Linked DNA regions of Homo sapiens: regions 1 and 2 are each linked to region 3. Evidence: chromatin contacts called from ENCODE Hi-C data. All regions are on one chromosome and are shown on one strand. The core of a region is the stretch at or near the end of the contact, and the rest is flanking DNA. Distances in the headings are between cores, read along the strand shown.

Evidence for each region. A loop is a pair of places that touch in the nucleus more often than their neighbours do. Pooled maps may share reads with other maps.
Region 1: a map of CD8-positive, alpha-beta T cell shows a loop between it and region 3 (23-fold over the local background). The contact joins the promoter of LRRC75A here to the promoter of ZNF287 in region 3. A Hi-C loop is called at or near these places in 2 of 168 maps with a recorded cell type or tissue (CD8-positive, alpha-beta T cell and DLD1), 1 of 37 single-sample maps with no recorded cell type and 2 of 50 pooled maps.
Region 2: a loop to region 3 is called in a pooled map, with 3 times the contacts of the local background. The contact joins the enhancer-like site here to the promoter of ZNF287 in region 3. A Hi-C loop is called at or near these places in 3 of 50 pooled maps.

Annotation. Positions count from the first base shown.
Region 1 is chr17:16,489,529-16,493,467 of GRCh38, forward strand. It overlaps LRRC75A (leucine rich repeat containing 75A), which reads right to left and starts at 2,665. Exons shown (of 4, transcript NM_001113567.3): 1 at 2,217-2,665. The coding sequence starts at 2,462. All of the region lies in intron 2 of LOC124903936 (a long non-coding RNA gene), which reads left to right. RefSeq lists silencers at 2,268-2,327, 2,438-2,487, 2,578-2,917.
Region 2 is chr17:16,451,216-16,455,142 of GRCh38, forward strand. The region is part of intron 2 of LRRC75A (leucine rich repeat containing 75A); the gene reads right to left. The region is part of intron 3 of SNHG29 (small nucleolar RNA host gene 29); the gene reads left to right. Among named protein-coding and RNA genes, the nearest start is that of SNORD65, 12 kb to the left of the region's middle. Within about 2 kb of position 2,181, at least 2 of the 41 ENCODE cell types and tissues checked have a DNase peak (open chromatin) inside an H3K27ac peak, as active enhancers do.
Region 3 is chr17:16,567,392-16,571,836 of GRCh38, forward strand. It overlaps ZNF287 (zinc finger protein 287), which reads right to left and starts at 1,813. Exons shown (of 6, transcript NM_020653.4): 1 at 1,561-1,813; 2 at 1-538. The coding sequence starts at 340. RefSeq lists enhancers at 876-1,377, 1,378-1,877.

The DNA.
Region 1 (3,939 bases), core at 1,415-3,914, 77 kb before region 3:
AATGGAAAGGAAAATGCAATTTTGGAGAAAGAGCCACTTCAGTGCACAGCACAAATCCAGCTGGACATTCCTCCAAATGGCCTCAGGGTCCTAGAAAGCCACCTCTCTGTCATAGGCAAGTGAACACTCCTGTGCTCCACTCCCACACTGCTCAAGGCCCATGACCACTTTCGGGAGGGGTCCTGCTCCATCCGTTCCAGGCCACACAGGGCAGCTCCAGGCCCACGGCCCTTGCATCCCCAGCCAGGGGTTAAGGGAGCCCAACAGGAGCCCAGAAGCCCAGAGCCTGAGGACCTGCTGCTTTCACAGAAAAGGGGGAAGTCTGATAAGCCCCCTCCCACCCCCCCATCAGCCCTCCCAGTCCTGCAGCTGAGGCGGGTACCAGGACACCAATAAGACCCATGTGCAGATGTCTGAGGAAATGCTTCTTGTTTCAAGGATCCCACAGTGGGGCTGCAGGGGCTTATCTACTCTCCCTCAAGGCAGGGAGAAGCTCAGTGTCCCCAGGATGTGGAATCACACTCAGCCCTACAGGGACTGGGGAGCCCAAAGTATCTGCCCACTTTGGGTCCAGTCTCCTCCCGTGGGCCTCCAAGCGGCCCTCCATCATGCAAGCTTCGCTCTGGTCTTGCACCCTCCAAGAAGTGCTTGCCAGCTCCCTCTGTTCTTCTGTATCCCCCAAAGCACCCATTGCAGGGTGGGGGAAACAGCATGTGATCAGGAAAACCTTACTGTATGGTGTGTAAATAGGATACCATGGTCTGGAAAACCCAATATTCTGTTTAAAAGTGAAAGAGTTACTATAAAGGCCATATGTCAGCTTCCAATTTTCAAAAGACAAAGAAATACACACTGCTAAAGTTCAGTGGTGCATAATGTCATCTTTCTTTGATGACTGAACTCAGAGAAGGCACATGGGGATCCAGCAGCGTCTCGGGCATCATTCTGGAAGTTGTTGGGGAAAACAGAGGCAGAAGCAGAAGTCCCACATCTTCCCAAGTCCCCTCGTCTCTGCTTGCCTCTCCCTGTGCAGTGCACAGCTTGGGGACACATACTTTAGGGTAAGAGCGCACCAGATACAAAGGTGGGGAAGAGTGCTGCAGAACCCAAGAGGGATGTGGGTCTGATTAGATTTTGGAAGCTCCTCCCAAGAAGGTGCTCCTACAGCCTCTTTCAGCAGCGACTGGAAAACCCCAGAAAGGTCACCTGAGATTTTCCCTCTGCCATCCACGGTAGACTCCACCTCTAATGGGGTCAGTCTAGCAAGAATATGGGGCCTGGATTGTCTACCCACCAAAGCCAGGCCAAGACAACCTGCTTGGTGATGCAGGAGAGCAGCTTTGCACTCCCCTGCCTGTCTTATACTCAACAAAATCCATGGCATGGGCCATGCTCCTCTCCCCACCAAAGAAACTGACAAAGGAAAACAAGCCACAGAGAGGTGAGTGATAGCATTAGCCTCAGGGCAGCCCCAAAGCAGAGGGAACTGGCCAATTCCGCAACATCTGTCCCTAGCCAGTGGGACAGGCACAGGCTAAGGACAGAGTCCTGGCAGTCTCCTGAAGTTGCTGCTGGCCAGGTGGTCACACAGGGCACCAAATCCAGCTCCCCTGTCTCTACCGCTTTCCGCAGGGGCTCATGGTTGAGGATCTGCTGAAGTTAGTCAGGGGAGAGGAAACAGTCTCCTCCTTGAACTACAATCCAGGATGCCTCCCAGGCGAGTGAAGGACCTAGGGACTGGAATCTCATTGGCCCCAGGGCTGTGCCCCTGGACTCGCTCTCGGGAAGCCAAGCCAGGTCCAACTGATAACCGCATTCCTTGAGGACCCTCGGCCGGGAGTGACTGCCAGTGGGCAGACAGGAAGAAAAGAGCCCTGGCCCAGATCAGGCAGGCATCCCTGCTTCCCCGCCCACCGACTGTCCCCGGAGACCAGCCTCCTTCTCTGCCTGCGGAGGAGAGCAGTGGGGACATTATGCCAACAGGTCCCCTTCGGCGGGCCTCACCCGGCCAGCCTTCCTCCGCCCTGCCCTGAGGCCCCACATTCAGCGGAAGCGCCGAGGCACCTGCTGCCAGACAGGGCTCCATCCCCGCGGAAGGGGCCCCTGGGCGGTGCCCCTCGGTGCCCCCGGCTTCCTCGGTTAGGGATGGGGCGCCCCCCCCGGCCCAGCACGCCCCCTGGCCCGGCGCGCCCCCCGCGCCCCCTCCCCGCGCTCACCTGGCGCAGGTGCTGCAGCAGCGTCCCCGCCTCCTCCCGCCGGCCCTGGCGCACCATCCGCAGCAGCTCCTGGACCATGCCGACTCGCCGGTGGTAGGGGGGCATCCCCGCGCCCGCGCGCCCCGCCTTGTCCCCGGCGCGCAGCAGCAGCGACGCCCAGAAGTCCGGCCGTTCGCGTCGGGGGCCCGGCGCGGCGCCGGGGCTGGCTCTCTCCGCCAGGCTGCCCTTGGTCTGCCGGGTGCCCATGCCGCCGCCGCCCGCCGGGACTCTCCGCTCTGGGCCGCGAGGCCGCGTCCCCGCCAACCGCCCGCCCCTCGGCCGCCCGTGCGCGCTCGCCTCCCGGGCTGCAACTTTGGGGGAACTGTTGCGCGCGGGCGTCGCGGGGGCGGGCGGGCGGGCGGCTGTCGGCGCTCCCCGCGCTCCTCCCTCTTGGCTACCCGGGCGCGCTCCCCGGGCGCTCGCCGCCGGCCCGCCCGCCGGCCCCGCCCCGGCCCGGCTCGGCCCGCCCCGCCCCCCGCCTCCGCGCCGGAGCTCCGCGGCGTCGCGCGCCTCCCTCTTCTCGGGCTCCCGCTCCTTCCCGCCCCGCGGCTCCGGGCTGGGGACCACCACCAGGCGCCCCCTGCCTGCGTCCTCTCGGCAGTCGCGCCTCCTGCGGGCGGCAGTGCTGCGCTTCCCGGGGCCGTGGCGCGGGGGCGAGGGGAACAGGCAGGCCCCATGGGCCGTCGCTCTCGGTCCCCACCGGGCTCCCCGACGCTTCCACCACCGCGCGCCCGGTGCGTCGGGCGAGATGGGGAAAGTTTGGAGCATGGGGGTGTGTGTGTTGGGGGGCTCTCTTAGGCCCAGAGTCGGGTTTCTCAAGGTGGGTTCCGCTGAGCCTCAGCGCCCAAATCGTCGGAGGCGCTGGTTAAAAACGCAGGCTCTAAGGCCTCCACCGAGACCTACTGAATGATAATCTCCTCGGTGGGGCCTGGGATCCGCCTTTTTAGCCAGCATGTTGGGTGATTCCCATGCACGCTCCTTTGAGACCTGGCCTGCTTGCAGGGCGCTGTAGTGGTGTGGTTGGTGCGTAAACCTGGAAACTGTGCGAGCTTATGGGTTGTGTGCGTGCCCTTCTATGGAGAGGGCCTGTTGCTTCCATCATGCTCTCAAAGCATCTGGACCGGAGAGGTGTGAACTCCTGTGTTCTCTTGTTCTCACTCTCACAGCCCTGGAGAAGGGTCCCTGGGGTAGTCCTGGTACAACAAAGCAAACGCACGTCTGCGAGTAGGCCCAGCGGTACACCCTGCTGGCCCACCTTCCTCCCCGTGCCTCTGCCAGGCCCAGTCTGTAAGGGACCAGAGCCCTGGGATCTCATGGTGTTGCCAGGGCTTGCCAGAGTGAAGGCGAAGGCAGGTGGGGGAGCTTCTCTGTTGCAGACCACAGGCCGCCCTGGTCCCAGCGCAGGGCAGAAGCAATTGTGCAAGCTCGCCTCTGACCCCAGCTCTGGGTGTTGCTTGAGGGTGTAAGGGCACGTGGGCTGTAGGGGCAGGAGGCTGGATCCCAAATCACAGGGAGCTGAGCCCCACTACTTAGTGAGCACTGAGTATCAGGCGAGTCTTCAGCTTCTTGAGTCCTGATTCTTCCTGTCAGGCTAGGATAATAACACTGCCAAGAATTGGGAGAGTAAACTCGGTGGACACTGCTAAAGGAAAAAATTATTTAATGACATGAGTTAAAGCATCGT
Region 2 (3,927 bases), core at 931-3,430, 120 kb before region 3:
CTAATGGGGTTAGACCCCCACCCAGAGGCCACTGGGTCTCCAACAAGGAGGCCATGGCCAGCACAAGTTCAGGGAGTGGGGCCATGGTGGGAGCCGACCTTAGAGCTCAAAGGGAGAATAGGGGCCAGGCACGGTGGCTCACGCCTGTTAATCCCAGCACGTTGGGAGGCCAAGGTGGATGGATCACCTGAGGTCAGGAGTTCGAGATCAGCCTGGCCAACATGGCAAAACCCTGTCTCTACTAAGAATACAAAAATTAGCTGGGCGTGACGGCGGGCGCCTGTGATCCCAGCTGCTCCGGAGTGCTGAGGCAGGAGAATTGTTTGAACCCAGGAGGCGGAGGTTACAGTGAGCCGAGATCGCACCACTGCACTCCAGCCTGGGTGACAGAGTGAGACTCCATCTCAAAAAAAAAAATAATAATAATAATAAATAAATAAAACAGAGAATAGGAGGTGACACTGGAGATGGCCCATCTAGAGCTGTGCTTCTTTACCTTGGAATCTTTCATACCGGAATCTCAGGGGAGCTTTTTTTTCTTTTTTTTGAGACGGAGTATCGCTCTGTCGCCCAGGATGGAGTGTAGTGGCGCGATCTTGGCTCACTGCAAGCTCCGCCTCCCGGGTTCACGCCATTCTCCTGCCTCAGCCTCTCCAGTAGCTGGGACTACAGGCGCCCGCCAACATGCCCGGCTAATTTTTTTGCATTTTTAGTAGAGACGGGGGGTCTCACTGTGTTAGCGAGGATGGTCTCGATCTCCTGACCTTGTGATCCGCCCGCCTCGGCCTCCCATTACAGGCGTTAGCCACCGCGCCCGGCCTGGAATCTCAGGGGAGCTTTAAAGTCCACTGATGGGCCAGGTGCTGTGGCTCACTCTTGTAATCCCAGCACTTTGGGAGGCTGAGGCAGGAGGATCACTTGACCCCAGGAGTTCAAGACTACCCTGGGCAATATAGTGAGACTTGCTCTCAAAAAAAAAAAAAAAAAAAAAAAAAGCCCATCATGGTGGCATGTGCCTGCAGTCCCAGCTACCCGGGAGGCTGAGGTAGGAGGCTCTTGAGCCCCGAAAGTGAAGGCTGCAGTGAGCCGTGATCACACCTCTGCACTCCAGACAGGGTGAGACCTAGTCTCAAAAAACCAAACCAAACCAAACAACAACAAAATAACACTGATGCCTGGGCCACCCCAATGATGGGTGGGTGGCTCAGGCACAGGGATTTTTTTTTTTTTCTTTTTGTTTGAGATGGAGTCTCACTCTGTTGCCCAGGCTGGAGTGCAGTGGCGCGGTCTTGGCTCACTGCAACCTCCATCTCCCAGGTTCAAACGATTCTCCTGCTTCAGCCTCCCAAGTAGCTGATTACAGACGCCTGCCACCACACCCCGCTAATTTTTTGTATCTTAATAGAGATGGGGTTTCACCATGTTGGCCAGCCTGGTCTCGAACTCCTGACCTCGTGATCTGCCCGCCTCAGCCTCCTAAAGTGCTGGGATTACAGGTGTGAGCCACCCTGCCTGGCCACACGGGGATTTTTAAAAGGTCCCCAGGTGATTCCCTAGTGCAGCTGAGGTGGAGAAGCACTGGTTCAAAGACCATGGGTGGGATCAGGTGGTCTGCCCAGCATCACTCCTGGAACCACCCCAGGACAGAATGTAGCCAGTCTCCAAAGCTTAGAACTGAGCCCCTCAGCTGCAGCTCCTCCTTCAATCACTTCCCAGGGTTTCCAAAATCTGGGGCCAAAATCCCTGTCCACCCTCTCAGCCTGGGCAGCTGAGCCTTAAAAGAAGAGAATAGAGGCCGGGCGCGGTAGTTCACGCCTGTAATCCCAGCACTTTGGGAGGCCGAGGCAGGCGGATCACAAGGTCAGGAGTTCGACACCAGCCTGTCCAATATGGTGAAACCCCATCTCTACTAAAAATACAAAAATTAGCCAGGCGTAGTCGTGGGTGCCTGTAGTCCCAGCTACTTGGGAGGCTGTGGCAGGAGAATCGCTTGAACCCGGGAGGTGGAGGTTGCAGTGAGCCGAGATCGCGCCACTGAACTCTGGCCTGGGCGCCAGAGTGGGACTGGTGTGGGACTCCTAAACACACACACACACGCACACACGCACACACGCACACGCACACACGCACACGCACACACACACACACGAGAACAGAGGACAAGGGGGCATCACTGCACTGCCATTGCCACAAGGGGGCAGCCACGCACAGGGCCAGGCTCGGGATGGAAGTGTATCTGCCACTACCAGGGAGAACTGAGGAGCCTGCGTCTCCTCACTGGCTAGACAGGAACAATAGATATGGACACCTCATAGAGTTGCCTTGAGAGCACAAGTGAGCTGATGTTCTCTCAGGAGTGAGAGTTCCCTTCTGCTTGTCTGAACTAAACTGACAACAGCTAACATGTATTGAGCAGCTGCGATGCATTGGGCATCTCCTCTGAGCACTGTTTGCATGAACATTTTGGGGCTCAGAACACAATTCCAAAGCATGGCGCCGGGGCCAGCAGAGAGCTTTGAACTAACGGAAATTGGAAGGCCTCAGAAGCAAAGTTTTTCTGCCCTTCTGCTGCCCTCCTGTCTCTGGCCCTTCTTCTCCCCCAGAGTGAGTCAGAGAAACCAGAATTCTTCTTCCCCAAGGCAGGTCACAGAGACCAGAACCCCTCTCCCTCAAAGCAAGCCATAAAACTAGGCAGGTCACTCTCTCCCTTCTGTCTTGAAGACCATTCCAGAGGGGTAGGAAGGAACACTGCAGAGAGAGGCCAAGAAGAATCTGAGCAGATAGCCTTCCTGGGTCCCCTCGGCCTATCACCATTAGATCACACCCTTTGTCCAATCGCATTTCTACAAGCTTGTGCACTCTTTACCAAGCCTGAGTATAAAAACAGATAGCTGGCTGAGTGTGGTGGCTCACGCCTGTAATCCCAGCACTTTGGGAGGCCGAGGTGGGTGGATCACCTGAGGTCAGGAGTTCGAGACTAGCCTGGCCAACACGGCGAAACTCCATCTCTACTAAAAATACAAAAAATTAGCTAGGCATGGTGGCGGGCACCTGTAGTCCCAGCTACTTGGTAGGCTGAGGCAGGAGAGTTGCTTGAACCCAGGAGGTGGAGGGTCCAGTGAGCCGAGATCACGTCATTGCACTCCAGCCTGGGCAACAGAGTGAGACTCTGTCAAAAAACAAACAAACAAACAGGCCAGGCGTGGTGGCTCATGCCTGTAATCCCAGCACTTTGGGAGGCAGAGGGGGGCGGATCACCTGAGGTTGGGAGTTTGAGACCAGCCTGACCAACATGGAGAAACCCCATCTCTACTGAAAATACAAAATTAGCCAGGCATGGTGGTGCATGTCTGTAATCCCAGCTGCTCGGAAGGCTGAGGCAGGAGAATCGCGTGAACCCAGGAGGCAGAGGTTGAGGTGGGCCGAGATCACGCCACTGCACTCCAGCCCGGGCAACAAGAGCAAAATTCCGTTTTAAAATAAATAAATAAATATAATTAAAATAAACAAATTCTAACAAACAAAAAACCAAAAAAACAAAAAAACCTCTTTCCCTGGGGTTTGGGGTCTTCATTTCTTTCTTTTTTTAAAGAGATGGGGGTCTCACTATATTGGCCTTGCTGGTATTGAATTCCTGGACTCATGTAATCCTCCTGTATCAGCCTCCCAGGTAGCTGGGGCTAAGGGTCCTCATTTCTTTTCTTTTCTTTTCTTTTCTTTTTTTTTTTTAGTGACGGAGTCTTGCTCTGTCCCCGCCCTCAGGCTGGAGTACAGTGGCACCATCTCAGCTCATTGCAACCTCCGTCTCCCAGGTTCAAGTGATTCTCCTGGCTTAGCCTCCCGAGTAGCTGGGATTACAGGCGCGTGCCACCACGCCCAGCTAATTTTTGTATTTTTAGTAGAGACAGGGTTTCACTATGTTGGCCA
Region 3 (4,445 bases), core at 563-3,062:
GATACTGGGACTTTACCCAAGTCCTAACCTCACCAGGCAGGATGGTCAGGAATTGCTCCAGCACCAGCAGCTCCAAAATTTGTTCCTTTGAGTGAATCTCAGGTCTCAGCCACTTAAGGCAGAGCTCTCGGAGTTGACTCAATGCCTTTCGAGGACCAGCCAGGTCTGGGTATGGAAAATTCCTAAAATTCTGTCGACAGGTCTCAGTGTCACGCAAGAATCTTGAAGTAAGGATTTCCTTCTCAACATTGTAGGGTCCACTCTGAGCCTTGTCTGACTTCCACCTTAGAAGGATTTGAGAACGTGAAGAACTGTTCATCCTCTTGCTTGAGGCTAACATTGCTACAGACAGGAGAGTCAATCTGGCAATATCCTTTATTTCTCCAGTAGTGAGCCAACTGCTTGAAGTCTCATGCTAGAGTCACAAGGACACTATATCAAAGGCTGCTGCAGCCGAGGGCAGAACAGAATCAAGGTAGAGTTAGCAGCCTTAGTGACAAATTCTGAGCCCAGAACTTGCAGGGATGGATAAGAGACCCTGAAACACAAGCATGGACCACAAGGTCAAGAATCCCTGGTGTACTCTACTATACATATACACACACAGAAACAGACTCGCAGTGTGCATAGATGAACACACATAAGCTTTACCTTGTCTTCCTCCCCTATATCCTTAGACTTGTAAGGGAACTGCCATCTGCTTGGGGTTGGTGGGGGATGGAGCTGCTATTAAAAAGGTAGTGTCAGAGGCAATGACTCGAATCTAAGCCAAACAACAGATTAAACCTCTAACCTGTTGTAACAAAAATTAAACATTTTTATAGAGAAAATAGTTTCATTATTTTAGTCACTGATGTTACAGAAGCTGTAATGACTGAACGGACTCTCAACAATAACAAAGTGAATCTGTTACTTGGAAGAAACTAGGAGAATTTCTTCTTAATACAGTGCTCAAGGTTCCCAAGGGAACTGTCAGGGGAAAGGGCGAGCCATTTATCTGCGTTGCATGTTAATGCCAGCCGATTCTAGCCTTTCACTATCAGAGGGTTGGGAAGACCAGCGGGTTGGACTGGAAAAGAGTGAAGAGGTTGGTGTGACTTCAAGTCCTTTAAGTGCTTCTATAGGAGACAGTTCTTTAGGGATATATTCGAAACCAGGATTCTCGAAGGAAACCTTAGAACCGGCCTGATCTGGAGGAGAACCGACACCACCTCTCCCCAGGCTCCAGCTCCGAGCCCTGCTGAGGCACAGTCGTGCCACCAAAGACAACTGTTTACAAGGCCCTGCGGAGGTGATGCGACAGCCTTGCCTTGCCTCCTGTCGCCTCCCCTTCCCGGCCAAGTCCCTCTGCCTCTTACTCCTCTTCAGCCGCAGGGTCGAGGTCGAGGGCAGCGGGGGAGTCGGGGACCGTGCGACGCGCAACGCTGGGACTGGGCCCACAGCAGCCTCCACCCCGTCTTTGCCCTCCCGCAAGCCACGAGCACGGGAGCCCGCGCGTGGACGGGCTCGGGCTGTCACTGATCGCGCGGACACTCGCGCGCTGCGCCCGGACATCAATACCTGTCGCTGGGACCCGGCCGACGGGCAGCCGGAGCGGCCCTAAGGCCACAGGCAACAATGGCGACGCTGGCACAGGCGCCTGCGTGGCGGGCTCAGTCCCGAGCGGCAGCGGATCCTCGGGCTCCGCCACTTCCCTTCCCCGCAAAGCACAGAGTGTCCCGGCCAGGAGCTGCACGTTCCAGCCCGGTCCTGAGAAGCCCGGCCCAGAAACCCCGGCGCCTCTGCTTAGCCGCGACCTCGCCTCGGCGTCACTGCGCATGTGCGCCAGAGGAACGCTGCGCGCCCGCAGAGCCAATCGGAGCCCAAGCTGCCGCCTCCCCCTCCCGCGCCTCTGGCCCTGGACCTGTCTCCATGGCAACCTCCTCCACCCATCGCTCTGACTTGCTTGTCAGCCTGCGAGGTTCCGAAGGGAACTTCAAAGTTTCCCCGGGCAGACGCAGGTCTGGTAGACGTCTTGGAGGCCAGGGAGGTGCCAGTAGCTGGAGGAGCGCCGGGAGTTGAAGCCCCGCGCCAACTACGCAGAGAAAACTGGGCGCCAGATTTCCTAGAGGAAGAATGGGCAGGGAAGATGTGGGTCTAAAGGCAGAAAGACTTAATGTGCGGTTTCGGGCTTTACTGTGCATACATACTAACTGTGAAAGGTTTTCACTTCCTCCTCAGGAATTTGATTCTGAGACTCTCAGATTGGGGGAAAAAAACCCATGTTCTTTCTTTCTTTCTTTTTTTTCTTTTGAGACGGAGTCTCGCTCTGTCGCCCAGGCTGGAGTGCAATGGTGCGAGCTCGGCTCACTGCAACCTCCGCCTCCTGGGTTCAAGTGATTCTCCTGTGTTCAAGTGATTCTCACTTGAACTTCCTGGGTTCAGCCTCCCGAGTAGCTGTTATTTCTAAGAGACACAAAACAAAAATACATAAAACACTGGAAAAATAAAAGCATAGAAAAACATATTCAAGGTGTTCCCGTTATCTACTGTTCTATTAACAAACCACCCCAAAACTTAGTGGTTTTGAAGGACAATCACCGTATTATGCTCATAAATTTCATGGTGAGGAATTTGAAAGGGGAACTGAGTGGGTGGGCCTTTGCCTCATTATGTCTGTAGCCTCTGTTGGGATGATTTGATGGCTGGGAGGGCCCGCTTCCAAGATGGCTTTTCCACTCACATGTCTACTGCTTGGGAGGAGATGGGCTAAAAGATGAACTCGGCTTGTGTTTGACCAGAGTGCCTCAATGTGGTCTCTCCAGCATAAAGGACTGAGGGCAGCTGGACTTGTTACATGGTGGCTCTGGGCTCCAAGAGTGAGCATTCCAGTGAACAAGAGAGAAGCGCCATGGCCAATTATAACATGGCCTTGGAAGTCACCTAACACCAATTCTGTCAGACTCTTGGTCAAAGCAATCACAAGCCTACAGAGAATCAAATGGAGGCAGAATCCTGTGAGGGTGGAGGAGGACTGTCAAAGACTCTTAATATCACCACACCAGGAAAATTTTAACAAAAAGAAAGTTGGACCGGGCGCGGTGGCTCACGCCTGTAATTCCAGCACTTTGGGAGGCCCAGGCAGGTAGATCACCTGAGGTCAGGAGTTTGAGACCAGCCTGGCCAACATGGTGAAACTCCGTCTCTACTAAAAGAACAAAAATTAGCCTGGTGTGGTGGCGCACGCCTGTAATCCCAGCTACTCAAGAGGCTGAGGCAGGAGAATCACTTGAACCTGGGAAGCGGAGGTTGCAATGAGCTGAGATTTTGCCACTGCACTCCATGTACTCCAGCCTGGGCGACACGAGCAAGACTCCATCTCAAAAAAAAAAAAAAACAAACTTGGGGAGTGTGATGGTCTTTTGATGTGTCAACTTGGCTAGGCTACAGTCTCTTGCTATTTAAGTAAACACGAATCTAGGTGTTGCTGTAAAGGCATTTTGTAGATGAGATTGAAGCCCATAAACCCAGTTGGACTAAGTAGCATGGGAGATTATCCTAGATAATTTGGGTGGGCCTGATTCAATCAGTTAAAAGCTTTCAAAAAAGAACCGAAGTTTCCCTGATGGAGAAGAAACTCCATCAGCGTACCACAGCTTCCAGCCTGCCCTTCCTGATGGGGTGCTCTTATGGACTTTGGACTCACCTGGTCACCCCCTCAATCGAGTAAGCCAACTCTTTGCCACAAGTATCTTAAATATCTACTGGTTCCGCTTTTTTGATTGAACCCTGACTGATACAAGTAATAATTCTAATATCTGATAAGCTAGAATTTGAGAAGATTAAAAGGGAATAAATAAGAGTGCTTGATGGAAAAGATATATTTATCATAAATATACAGCATGTCCCTAACACTAAGGCCTCAAAACATACAAAGCAATAGCTGACATACCTGTAGGGAGGAAAACATAAACCAACAACCAAAGCTGGAAACTTAATACGCCCTATAGTGCACACTGTGGTGCTGCCAGGATCCTCCTTCAGGGTTGAGGCATCCATCCCAGCAGCTGCCGGGTGAGTGGCTGCTGATGGCTCACAGCAAAATACTTCCTTGGGAGTTGTCCTAACTGCAGGGGGCTGCCTCTCACAAGTCACGTCTTCTCCCCGGGGGAAGTCCATATCCAAAGACTGCTCAGTGCAGGCCTCAAAGACCTGGCCCCCTGTCTTCAACTTGCAGCCTCTATAAAGGGCCATCTTGGCTTAAGAGTTCCCTGTGAGACCAACTGAGGCCTCTGTTGCAGTCATACAGCATTTAAACCTATTACTCTGTCCAGTTATCCTTATATCACTCCTGTACAGGCATTTTTTCTAGAGAACACTACCCAGTAATTACCTTGTATGCAATTCTCCATCTCAGAATCTATTTATAGGGAATCTGCCCTACACCAGTTGGTACCAGCAGTTGT